Linked DNA regions of Homo sapiens: all the other regions are linked to region 1. Evidence: chromatin contacts called from ENCODE Hi-C or POLR2A ChIA-PET data. All regions are on one chromosome and are shown on one strand. The core of a region is the stretch at or near the end of the contact, and the rest is flanking DNA. Distances in the headings are between cores, read along the strand shown.

What was found. A loop is a pair of places that touch in the nucleus more often than their neighbours do. ChIA-PET counts read pairs that join two places held with the same protein, here RNA polymerase II (POLR2A). Pooled maps may share reads with other maps.
Region 2: a loop to region 1 is called in a map with no recorded cell type, with 20 times the contacts of the local background. The contact joins two enhancer-like sites. A Hi-C loop is called at or near these places in 3 of 37 single-sample maps with no recorded cell type and 4 of 50 pooled maps. POLR2A ChIA-PET finds 5 or more read pairs at or near these places in 2 of 52 experiments (BJ and PC-3).
Region 3: a loop to region 1 is called in a map with no recorded cell type, with 8 times the contacts of the local background. The contact joins two enhancer-like sites. A Hi-C loop is called at or near these places in 1 of 168 maps with a recorded cell type or tissue (mammary epithelial cell), 5 of 37 single-sample maps with no recorded cell type and 6 of 50 pooled maps.

The regions. Positions count from the first base shown.
Region 1 is chr9:106,418,827-106,422,793 of GRCh38, forward strand. The region is part of intron 3 of LOC107987108 (a long non-coding RNA gene); the gene reads left to right. Among named protein-coding and RNA genes, the nearest start is that of MIR8081, 180 kb to the right of the region's middle. RefSeq lists an enhancer at 1,944-2,023. Within about 2 kb of position 1,750, at least 2 of the 41 ENCODE cell types and tissues checked have a DNase peak (open chromatin) inside an H3K27ac peak, as active enhancers do.
Region 2 is chr9:107,258,872-107,262,838 of GRCh38, forward strand. No RefSeq gene overlaps it. Among named protein-coding and RNA genes, the nearest start is that of RAD23B, 22 kb to the right of the region's middle. RefSeq lists an enhancer at 1-76. Within about 2 kb of position 1,785, at least 3 of the 41 ENCODE cell types and tissues checked have a DNase peak (open chromatin) inside an H3K27ac peak, as active enhancers do.
Region 3 is chr9:107,170,216-107,174,182 of GRCh38, forward strand. It overlaps the pseudogene LOC644661. Among named protein-coding and RNA genes, the nearest start is that of RAD23B, 110 kb to the right of the region's middle. Within about 2 kb of position 2,121, at least 2 of the 41 ENCODE cell types and tissues checked have a DNase peak (open chromatin) inside an H3K27ac peak, as active enhancers do.

The DNA.
Region 1 (3,967 bases), core at 500-2,999:
GAAAAATATAAGGCGAAATTATTGTTTTATCTGATTTCAAGGATCAGACAGCTGGAATCTGTTCCCTTGAGAGTGTCAAATCTAACACTATCCTCAGGAGGCTCTAGAGAACAGTACTTAGCAAACCTAGTGATTTGTGGGTTGGTGATCTCTTCCAGGATGCTAATTGGGGCCAGATCAGCTGTTTCCAGGCACTCCTAAAATGCCCTCTCTATTTACTCTGCCCTTTACCCCTGCCAAGAACACACCACTGTGGCACAGTGTAGAGGAAAGAACATGGGAATCGGGAGACAGCAGTGCTGAAAGCCTGGTGGGGAACACAGGCAGGTTATGGAAACTCTGCTTCTCAGTGTCCTCATCTGTGAAATGGGAATTGTTTGTTACAACTGTGTCCCAGGATTGCTATGAACATTAAATAGCATCATGCTTTCAAATCTCGAAATATTTATAAAATATGAAACATTCTGGTGACACACACGATAAAGAATGGAAGAAAATTTGGAAGAGAAAAGAACAGAAAGCCATAATAAATTTGATTGCATATTACTCCTAATAGTACTCTTAATGTCATAAAACCCCATTGGTTTCATCTTCAGTATTGTACTGTATCTACTCACACTACAGTTTATAGCTCTGGAATGGTTTGTAACAAAGACCTTCATTCAACAAAATTTATCAAGCACCTACTAAGTGCCAGCCTTGACCATGCAAGTGAACAAAATGACTTGCCCTCGTGGTGCTTTTATGGCTTTAGGAAATCCCAGGATGTCAGCCCAAGAGAGTTCTCTGACATGCACCTACTACAGTGAGGTCCCGGGTCTTGCATTCTTCATCTTCCACCTAATATAATTCTGGGTCCCAGATCCCTCAAAAACCCACCACTTGGCTTTAGTCCAGGACAGGAATTTGGAGTTTTGAGCTAGGCTAATGTTTGATGCTCAGAAGTTGGACAGGAACATGTGCTCTGTGCCAGCCATGCTTTTTGAGAACTGGTGTCTGGGTTTAATTTCTACTGTCTGTCAGAGAGAAGCTTTGATCAGACTCTGCATTTTTTCACTTCAACTAAGTGACTAGAGGCTACTACTTGCCCATTTCTACCGCCTCTGTGTGAGCTCTGGTTTGGCAGGAATCTCAGAGATTTATTTCCATGAATTCCCTGGAATTGCCCTGCCCATCATTTCTCTCTCCTTTCCAGTCTCAGCACAGTTAGTGCTGGAGGTTGAGTGAGGGAGCCAGTGTGTGTCCAGGAAGGTATGGGATGAGAAATGGGGAGGGAGACCCACACATATTGCAGAAGGAAGTGCAGCAGGAATAAGTGACTGCAGCTGGGTCTTAATGGCTTTTCTTCTCTGCCGTCATTTTCCTTTAAGCCCAAAAGAAACTCTTTGTAATACGTGTTAAAATTATGGTTCAGATTTCTGATGATCAAGTTACATAGATTAAAGTAATGGATACCAGACTCTGCATCAATTCAGGTATAAATATGGATGAAATGAATGTACATTATCCACTGTTATAAATCTACATGTTCAAGGAAAGACATAAATCTCCTGAACCTTTCCTACCTCAGGCTATGAAGGTGTTGTTGTTTTTTTTCCCAGTGTTTTCGATGAAATTATAATTTGGAGTAATTTGCTGGTTTTGCAGAAACTTCCAGCTTTTTTTTTTTTTTACAAGAAAGGGTAGAGTATATTATTTACAATGGTGAGTCATTAAAATGCTCCAGGAAGTCATTGTTGCAGAGGGGGTTGGAGAGGGAAGGGGTTATGCGGCATTCCAGATGTGCATGTGTGGAGAGCGGTGGTGCATTTGGAGAAATTTATAGCACCTGGTTCCATTGTAAAGGGTCTTGGCCTGGGGGCATTTCTCTTCTCTTCCCCTCCCTTCAGCCCTATCACCACTGTACACACAGGGGCTCAAAGGTGGCAGTGCCTGATGGGCACAGGGCCACAGGACGTTGTGGTCTGGCAGGAAAGAGGGACTTTTCATTCCGTCTAAGCCACAAAGCTGATGAAAGTGTCTGCTCTCCTTGCAGCCTGGGGCCCCCTCACATGAGCAAGAGCAAGTCTCATAGTGAAAGAGAAAAAACAGAGCCAAGCACTCTGCAGAAAGAAGTGCATACTCCAGCTCTGCTGTGCAATAACTGCATGTTTGGGTACCTCTTATCTCTTTGGTTTTCAAAATCTGTAGAATGGAGATAATAGTATGCATTCCATAAGGTTGGTGTGAGGAATAAAGGAAATTATAGGTGTGAAGACACCTAGCACAACTCCTTTACCTTCCTGCTGAAACTCCCCACTTGTAGGGATGAAAGACTCTTGGCCGCCATTGTTCCAAATTGCATCATAAATTCTCAACCATTTTCTCATCTTTTATGGCTCTTAAATCCCCTTAGCTAAGTCTACTGCTCCATCTACATGGAGGTTCAGCTATTTCTAAAGTCCTGAGTTATAAATGAAGAACTCACCAAGGAGACCCAGGCTCTTTCCATAAGATTGCTCCACTCTCCCTCCTCTGTGGCATCCACATCATAAGCTCGCAGCCACCTTGCCCTCATTCCAGCCAGCAGAAGGGAAAAGGTGAAAAGCAGGGCATGCCCTTGCCCTTTAAGGACTAACCTGGAAATGACCTGCTTCACTTTCTGTTACTTTCCACTGGCCTGAATTTAGTCACAGGGCTATACCTAATCATGAAGGGGGTTAGGGAAAGTATTCTTTACTTGAGTTAGCTATGGACCTAGCTACATTCACTTACCATGGAAGAAAGGGAGATGGATACTGGGGGACAATTAGCGTTCTCTTCCAGAGGAGGTCACAGGATTTGTGCCAGAAACTCAAGTAGAGCCATATGCTGGAAGAGAGAGATTTTAGGCTCTGTAGGGGTTGAGAATGGATGACTGTAATCCCATGAATCATGAAATGTATCTGTTTAATAATCAGATTAATCAGGATGTAGCCGTGTGGCTTGCTTTGTTAATGTGCTAATTCCAGGGACTACAGTAACTGGGCCCGTCCTATTATGGGTCAAATAAAATTTACCTTCCTGTGTAGCCACAGACAGTCATCTCATGCCTACCCGATGTGCTTTTTACCTCTGTACCCCCAGTGCATTTCCCACAGCCTGCCACACAGATTTTCATTCAACAGTTGTTGAATGAATGGATGAGTTAATGTGAGAGTAAATAAAAGGACAAGCAATGACTGGGCAACAGGATGTGGGTATGTGGGGATGTCAGTGGGTACTTTCATAAATAGAACCAAACCATCTCTACTCTCCTGAGCCCATCACCTCCCTTACTCTTAAGAAATGTCCTTGCTTTGAATTTAGACAGAGAAAATAAAAAAACATTTTCAGTACCTACACTGGCCCAAACAAACTTATTGGCATCTACATTCATCCTTTCTCCCTTCCCTTCTGCTAAATCGGGTAAAGTATTTCCCTGGGAAATACTTCCCTCGGGCTCCTTCAGGCTTTAAATACCTTCAAATTTCTCCCACGTTAAAAAAAAACTAAATATTCACTGAATCCTTACCTGCGGTTGTATCTTATCCTCCACCTTCACAGCCAAACTTCTTAAAAGAATTGGCTGAACTCACTGTTTCCTCTTTTTACCTCCCATTCCCTCTCTATCTTATTGATGTTTGGTTTACATCCCTGCCTCTAATCTGACACTCCCCTGATAAAAGTTACTGATGATCTCCCTGTTGCAAATGCCAAGGGCATTTTCTTTCTTTCTTTCTATTATTATTATTATTTTTATGAGACAGTCTCCGTCTGTCGCCCAGGCTGGAGTGCAGTGGCACAATCTCGGCTCACTGATACCTCCACCTCCTGGGTTCAAGCGATTCTTGTGCCTCAGCCTCCCAAGTAGCTGAGATTACAGGTATGTGCCATCACGTCCAGCTAATTTTTTTGAATTTTTACTAGAGATGGGGTTTCTCCATGTTGCCTAGACTGGTCTCGAACT
Region 2 (3,967 bases), core at 535-3,034, 840 kb after region 1:
TTATCTTACTATGTTACATATGAAAGATTATTGCAATTAAAGTAGTTTTTGCTTTGTTTTTTAATAGATATATTATAGATATTGATGTTATTAAGCCTTTTTTTTTTTTTTTTTGAGACAGAGTCTCCCTCTTGTCTCCCAGGCTGGAGTGCAATGGCTCAATCTCAGCTCACTGCAACCTCCGCCTCCCGAGTTCAAGCGATTCACTGGCTAATTTTTTATATTTTAGTAGAGACAGGGTTTCATCACCATGTTGGCCAGGCTGGTCTGGAACTCCTGACCTCAGGTGATCCTCCTTCCTGGCCTCCCAAAGTGCTGAGATTATAGGTGTGAGCCACTGCACCCAGCTTAAGTCTTTTAACTTTATAATTTATTCCTTATTTTGTGCTCAGAAAGCCATTGCCTATCTTGAGATAAGGTAAATACTCACCTCTACTTCTTGCTAGTTGTTTAAAGGTTTCATTTTTCACACGTAAGTCCCTCATCTGTTTGGAATGATTTTAGTCTATGGTATAGGATATAAATCCAACTGATTTTTTTTTCATTTAATTAATGGTCCCAATATAATGTAACCAAGTAATCTTCCTTTTCTTTATTTGATTGTCACTTTCATCACATAATCTTTTTCAATATTCAATTTGTTCCATTTTGTCCCAGCATCACCTTGTTTGGCATTTTCCAACTTCATATGAAGGTTAAATATTTAATAAGGCATATTGCCTCAAATTATTTCCTTGTAAGTTCCATATGTGATAACTAATATGTTGTTATCACTCCTGTTGAGTTTGAATACTGGTGAAGTGGAATGCTTTTTTATTTTTTATTTTTTGTCTATTTATCTATTTGAGATAGGATCTCGCTCTGTCACCTAGGCTGGAGTGAAATCGGACGATCATAGCTCACTGCAGCCTCGACCTCACCGACTTAAGCGATCTTCCAGTCTCAGCCTTGGAGTGCTTTTTCTTTTCTTTTCTTTTCTTTTTTTTTTGAAGCGGAATCTCACTCTGTTGCCCAGGCTGCAGTGCATTGGCACGATCTTGGCTCACTGCAACCTCCACCTCCTGGATTCAAGCGATTCTCCTGCCTCAGCCTCCTGAGTAGGTGGGACTACACGTGTGTGCCACCACTCCTGACTAATTTTTGTGTTTTTAGTAGAGATAGGGTTTCACCATGTTGGCCAGCCTGGTCTTGAACTCCTGACCTCAATTGATCCACCCGCCTCAGCCTCCCAAAGTGCTGGGATTATAGGCGTGAGCCACCGTACCCAGACGGAGTGCATTTCCAAATGTGTATTTATTGACCACTTGTATTTTTCATTTGTTTGTTGTCTGTCCATATAATTTGGCAAGTTTAGGGCACTCAATTTTTTTTACTGATTTGTAATCACACTCTATTAATTGAACATAGCACATGGTTTATCTTTGTCTTTATTTTAATTTTTCATAGCTGGAATATTTGACCCACCTATAACTGGCCGAATTTCTGCATTAGGAACTTGCTATTATTGGAGCATCCATTCTTTTCCCACTGATTTGAAATGTCACTTTTATCGCCTTGTGTTTATAACTCTAAGATCAGGCTGCTGCCATTCATACACCACAAACCTCTTTACCACGGTTTTCTATAAGGTTGTGAGTGAACTGGAACAGTGGCCTTTAACACATGGTAAATGGCATATAAGTGATAGCTCTTATTATTGCACTGGCTAAAAGATCTCTCCCTTTGTGGTTTTGTTTGTTTCCACTTCCCCCTTTATTTGGTGAGAACAACAAGCTCAGTAAGGCTCAACCTTTGCTCTTTGAATCGGTTCAGTTACTCACCTCCCTAGAGGCAGTTTAGAAACTCCCTCGAGCAGAATAAATGAAGCTCTCCTAATTCTTTGTTTTGATGTTTCTGCCCACACCCACACTCCTGACACTGTCAAATATTCCAGCCTCTGACTTTGGGATCCTAAGAGATGCTGTGGGATTTAACTGCGGAGGTGACACATTCAATGTATAATGGTAACCTGAAGGGGCACTGATCCCACTGAACTCCTTAGCTCCCAGCTTAGGAACTGACTGTGGCAAATTTCAGTTAGCAAGTACATCTAGCACAGTGAAGGCTAGCAATTTCTGAAGTCCTTCAGTTCACTTCCCAGCCCCTAGTTCTGTGAATTGCCTCAGGGCTGGCTCCTAACAGCTGTGCCTGGGCTCTGAGCTTGGAATTTTCTTCTTTGAACTCATACAGAAAAATTTACGTGTTTTCTTTTTTTTCTGTCAATCTATTTCCAGATGCTTTATAGCTTTCAGAACTATAGCTGAGTACAATCTACCAAAAACGTAGTGGTTTAAAACAACAATTTATTATTATCTTATGAGCCTCTGTGTTGACTGAGTTTAGCTGAGCTGTTCTTCTGGTCTCACTTCTGGTCTCTCATGCAGTCATAGATAGCAGCTAGGACGGCAGTCCTCTGGAGGCTGTGCTGCATGGAGACATCCAAGATGACTTCTCTCACATGTCTAGCAACTTGATGCTTCTCCACATGGCCTGTCTCCTCATCCTTAGGGGTATCTCATCCTCCAGGGTTTCTACACATGACCACTTTCTACAGCGTGGTAGCTGGATGCATACATTATGGTCCGCTTTCATGAGTGCAAAAAAGGAAGGTGCCAGGACTTTTAAAGGCTTAAATCCAAAATGCTACAGCATCACTGTCACTGCATTTTATTGATTAAAGTCCACCTGCAATATGGGAGGAGACTACACAGAGGAATAAGTACCAACAAGCGTGGTTCACTGGGATCATTTTTGTATAACTATCACATCACTTTGTTTTGGTTTCCAAAGCTGTTGTGTTTTGGGACGTTTTTTGAAATTACTTCAAAAAGATTTAGAGGAGAAAAAAATGAACTCAGTTTTAATTCACCATCTTAAAGTGGGAATCCAGTATTTGTTTTGAAAATGGCTGTAGAAATTATTTTTTGGTATTTGTGTTATTCTCTTTTTACTATGTGCATTGTGTAATACAACATATACAATAATCTCATTTTCTAATCCTGTCAACATCACTTAATTGAAAAAATATGGTTTTCTTTGAAAATAAAATCTCTCAGAATAAGAATATATTCAATTCTTTAATTCAATAAACATTTAAAAAAATCCCTTATATGCTGGGTCCTATAATCAAGGTACAGAGTGACTAATATTTTCAATTTGATTCAATGATCAGTAATCATAAAGCATTCTTTTTTTTAAAAGTACATTAAGCTCTTATTAAATTTATGGAACTATAGGGGTATAAAGGATTTTAAGGCAGTGTTGTCCTCAGGGAGCCTTAAAATAGGAATAGTTATTAAATGTAATAAAAATGAACATGTTGTGCACACACAAAAGACATTCTTGGGCCCTTATCTAACACCACATACAAAAATTAATTCAATATGGATCAAAGACCTAAAGATCTAAAACTAAAAAACTTTTAGACAAAAACATAGCATAAAGATTCATGACATTGGCTTTGACAATGATTTCTCAGATATGAACAAAAACCACAGACAACAAAGAAAAAAAATAAATTGGACTTCAAAATTTTTGAAATTTGGACATCAAAGGACACTGTCACCAGAGTAAAAAAGCAACTCAAAGAATGGACTAAAGTATTTGAAAAATCACATATCTGATAAGGGAGTAATATTCAAAATATAGGAAGTTGTAAAACTCAACAACAAAAAAATAAACAATTTAAAAATGAGCTAAGGACTTGAATAGATATTTCTCCAAAGAAAATGTACAAATAACCAATAAGCACATGAAAAGATGCTCAACATCACTCATCATTGGGAAAATGCAACCCAAAGCTACAATAAGATACCACCTTACACCATCAGGATGACTATTATTATTATTATTATTTTGAGACAAAGTCTCCCTCTGTTGCCCAAGCTGGAGTGCAATGGCGCAATCTCAGCTCACTGCAACCTCCGCC
Region 3 (3,967 bases), core at 871-3,370, 750 kb after region 1:
GAGTCACAATTGGCAATTCAGAAGCTCCTAGAAGCTTCACAAGTTGGGGCACAACTCCTGTTTCCATGACAATGTCAATTCATTCATTTGGACCATCAGTCAGGTAGGAAATAGCCCAGCAGGCATCTGCTAATAGTTCTGGATCATCATGATGCAGGAGCCGAACTCAGATAGGAAGAATTTCCTCAACAGCATCTAACCGGGGTGCAGGATTCTTGTTGCAGCAAAGATTTGAAAGTGTCCAGGTAAGATTACATAAGTAACCACATGCTAAAGATGACATATCAGGAACTGCAAGAAGAGCCAACAGTGGGTCAACGGCACTGTACTTAGTAATCAAGTCTCGGAAAACTGAGCTATATCACCTGCAATGTTTCCTGGAGCCGATACAACTTGTTCACTGATGTGAGCATGGGGAGATGCCAACAGAGAAATGAATGCTAGGATGGCACCTCCATCTACCACAACCTTGGCTTGTTCTGATTCCCAGAAGCAATGTTAGTGAGCATCCAGGCAGATTCAAACTGAATGGGACTACAATCAGTTCTGCCTAAGAAAGACACAAATTTTGGAATCAAACCAGCCCAGATTAAGTTGTCTTTGTGGGGCGGGGGGTGGTGGGGGGCGGGGGCGGGGCTGTTTTCCTCTAGAAAGTAGTTTCCTGGCAGCTTGAGTAGCTTGGAGCTAACTTTCCACATTGTTGCTATTTATGCCTTTGACAATGTCATCAACACACTAATTTACAGTGCCCTGATTGTTGTGGTTTTTCTGCAGCGGACAAGTAGCATCATCAGGAAATGAGCTTACATTTCTCCTCTTCAGCATCTGGTCATTCTTAGCTTTCCCCAGCTCCACATTGACTTCTATTCTGTGACACCTCATTTCTGTACTGTCTTTTCCCTTGTTCTTGAATCTGTTAAGTCGGGCAGCTGGCTTCACCTTTCTATTTCAGATGCCTAGTACAGGGCCTAGTACTAGATAGGTTCTCAGTATACATGTGTGAAATGAAAGCATAGCCAAAGGATGAATGGCAAGCCAGGGAGTATGTTAGTGAGAGTTCTCCAGAGAAACAGAAGAAATGGGATATTTTACATATACATATATGCACATAATATACGTATTTTATATATACTATACATATTTATATATATTACACACACACACACACACAAAGGGATTTATTTTAAGGAATTGGCCATGTGATTGTAGAGGCCGAGAAACCTCCAGATCTGCGGGGTGAGTTACCAAACTAGCAATGCGAGAGAGCTGATGGTGAGCTTCTAGGGGGAAGACTGACAGGCTTGGGACCCAGACAGAGCCATTGTGCAGTTTGAAGAAAGTACTTAGGTAGGAAGAAGTCTCTTTTACTTGGAGGAAGGAGAGCCTTTTGTTCTATTCAGGCCTTCAACTGATTGGATGAGGTCCATCCACATTAGGGAGGGCCACATCTGCTTGACTGAGTCTACAGATTTAAATGCTAATCTCATCCAAAAACACACTCTGAATAATGCTTGACAAAAGCACCCTGAATAATGTTTGACCAAATATCTGGGCACACCACGGCCCAGACAAGTTGACACAAAACTGACCATCACAGGGGGTGACAATTTTTCTTGCTGAGTTTGTGTTTAGGTAAAACTTTACTATAATTAGGCAAATAGTTTAAAGTTTTTTTTTCAAAGGACTTAGGGACCCTAAATTTGGGTGGGCTTAGCCCTGATCTCTTTCCCTGAAAGAGACAGGAAGGAGCAAAGAAACAGTGTAAATCTATCAACCCTGGTTCAGCCCGTGGTGTTCCTCATGGGACACTGAATTCCACAGTGGCTGCTGGGGTGATGGGCTGCCATGACCTACTCAGGTATAAAGTGGGAGTGAGAAGATCACCAGGGGCTGGGGACCATGTCCTTAAAATTCTGGACCATGAAACTCTTGGTCCCTGGTCATTTCTAGATATGGTCATTGCTAACCCTCAAATTGTTGTTTTGCATAAAAGCGAATGTGTTTTCATAAACAAGAGGGTTTGCTATTTCAAAAACTCAAAGACTCTGCCCTTCTAGCTCAGAAAGCTACCATCCTAAGTCCACCTCTGATGCTCATGCTCTTTATGCATGAGACCAAAGGACTGTGGCACACTCCTGCCACCTGGTGGCAACATATGAAAAGTCATGCAAAGGCTTAACCCTGAGGTTCTGATTTGGCCAAAACACAAGACAGAAAGAGCATGCTTGGAGACTTGCATTAGTGCAACAAAATTATAAGTTAATAGGACCATAAACCTGGAAAGAAAAGTAGTGATTACTGAGTTCAACTATCTCAGTTTCCAGATGAGGAAACTAAGGTTTAAAAATACTTTGTGACTCACTTAAAGATATTTCAGAGCCATGGCCTCATCTTCTCCCATCAAGTGCAATTTCTCCTTTAATCCACCTCTTTAAAAAATTTCCATACTTAGGGCAACTGAAGGCTTGATTAATTGGCAGAATGGTGAGCAATTAAATACAATTGTAAAATAAACCAAAGGGACTAATTTCTATTACGACTCCTGTTTTGTAATGAGCAAAGGTCTTTGTACATACACTTGCTCAGAAGTGACAGTTCTGCCAGAGATGGTTTGCAATGAACTTGCTCTTTCAGTTTGAACAGAGATAGACGTGCATCAGCAAAACCAAGTAAGTGATCACTCCTCTCTATAGGAATAGGATATCACCTTTTCATTTTCATGGATCAAATATGGACTAAATGTTGCTATGTTTTGCTAGCCGCTGTGCTAAGTGCTGGGAATACAATGAGGAGAAAACCAGAAGAGGTTTTTGCTTTCATGGAGCTCACAGTCTGATAGGGAAGACAGATGAGTTAAAATGCAACTACAGTTATGCATCACATAAGGACATTTGAGTCAGTGAGGGACTACGTATACAACAATGGTCCCATAAGATGATAATGGAGCTGAAAAAATCCTATCTAGTGATGGCATAGCTGTTGTAATGTCATTACACAAACGTTTGTGGTGATGTTGCTGTAAACAAATCTACCGTGCTGCCAGTCATATAAAAATGTACAGTAGCCGGGCGCCCTGGCTCACGCCTATAATCCCAGCACATTGGGAGGCCAAGGTGGGTGGATCCCTTGAGGCCAGAAGTTCGAGACCAGCCTGGCCAACATGGTGAAACCCCATCTCTACTAAAAATACAAAAATTTTCCAGGAGTGGTGGTGTACACCTGTAGTCCCGGCTACTCAGGAGGCTGAGGCACAAGAATCGCTTGAACCCGAGGGGGCAAAAATTGCAGTGAGCCGAGATTGTGCCACTGCACCGCAGCCTGGGCAACAGAGTGAGACTCTGTCTCAATAACAACAACAACAAAAGTATGGTAATATCCTAGGCTTTCACACTCACTCACCACTGACTCACCCAGAGTTGCAACTTCCAGTCCTGCAAACTTTATTTGTGGTAAGTTCCCTATACAGCTATACCATTTTTTATTTTTTATACCACATTTTTACTATACCTTTTCTATGCTTAGATAAGTTAGATGCATACATACTTACCATTGTGTTACAGTTACCTACAGTGTTCAGTACAGTAACATGCTATACAGGTTTGCAGCCTAGGAGCACTAGGCTAAACCATGTAGCCTAGGTGTATAGTAGGCTGTATCGTCTAGGTTTGTGTAAGTACACTCTAGGAAGTTTGCACAACAATGAAATCACATAATGACACATTTCTCAGAACGTGTCCCTGTGGTAAAACTATGCATGACTGTGCTGTGCAAGGTGGTAATGAAAACACTGTATGTGGGACTAGGGATAAGAGTTGAGCTAGGACTGGAGAAGACAGCTGTCAACAGAAACAGAATCAACCATAGTCCCTGGTACTAGACAGGGAGCAGTGTCTGATGGAGCCAAATTCCAAATGTGGTTGATTGTTCAGAAGTGACAATTCTGCCAGAGATGGTTTGCAATGAACTT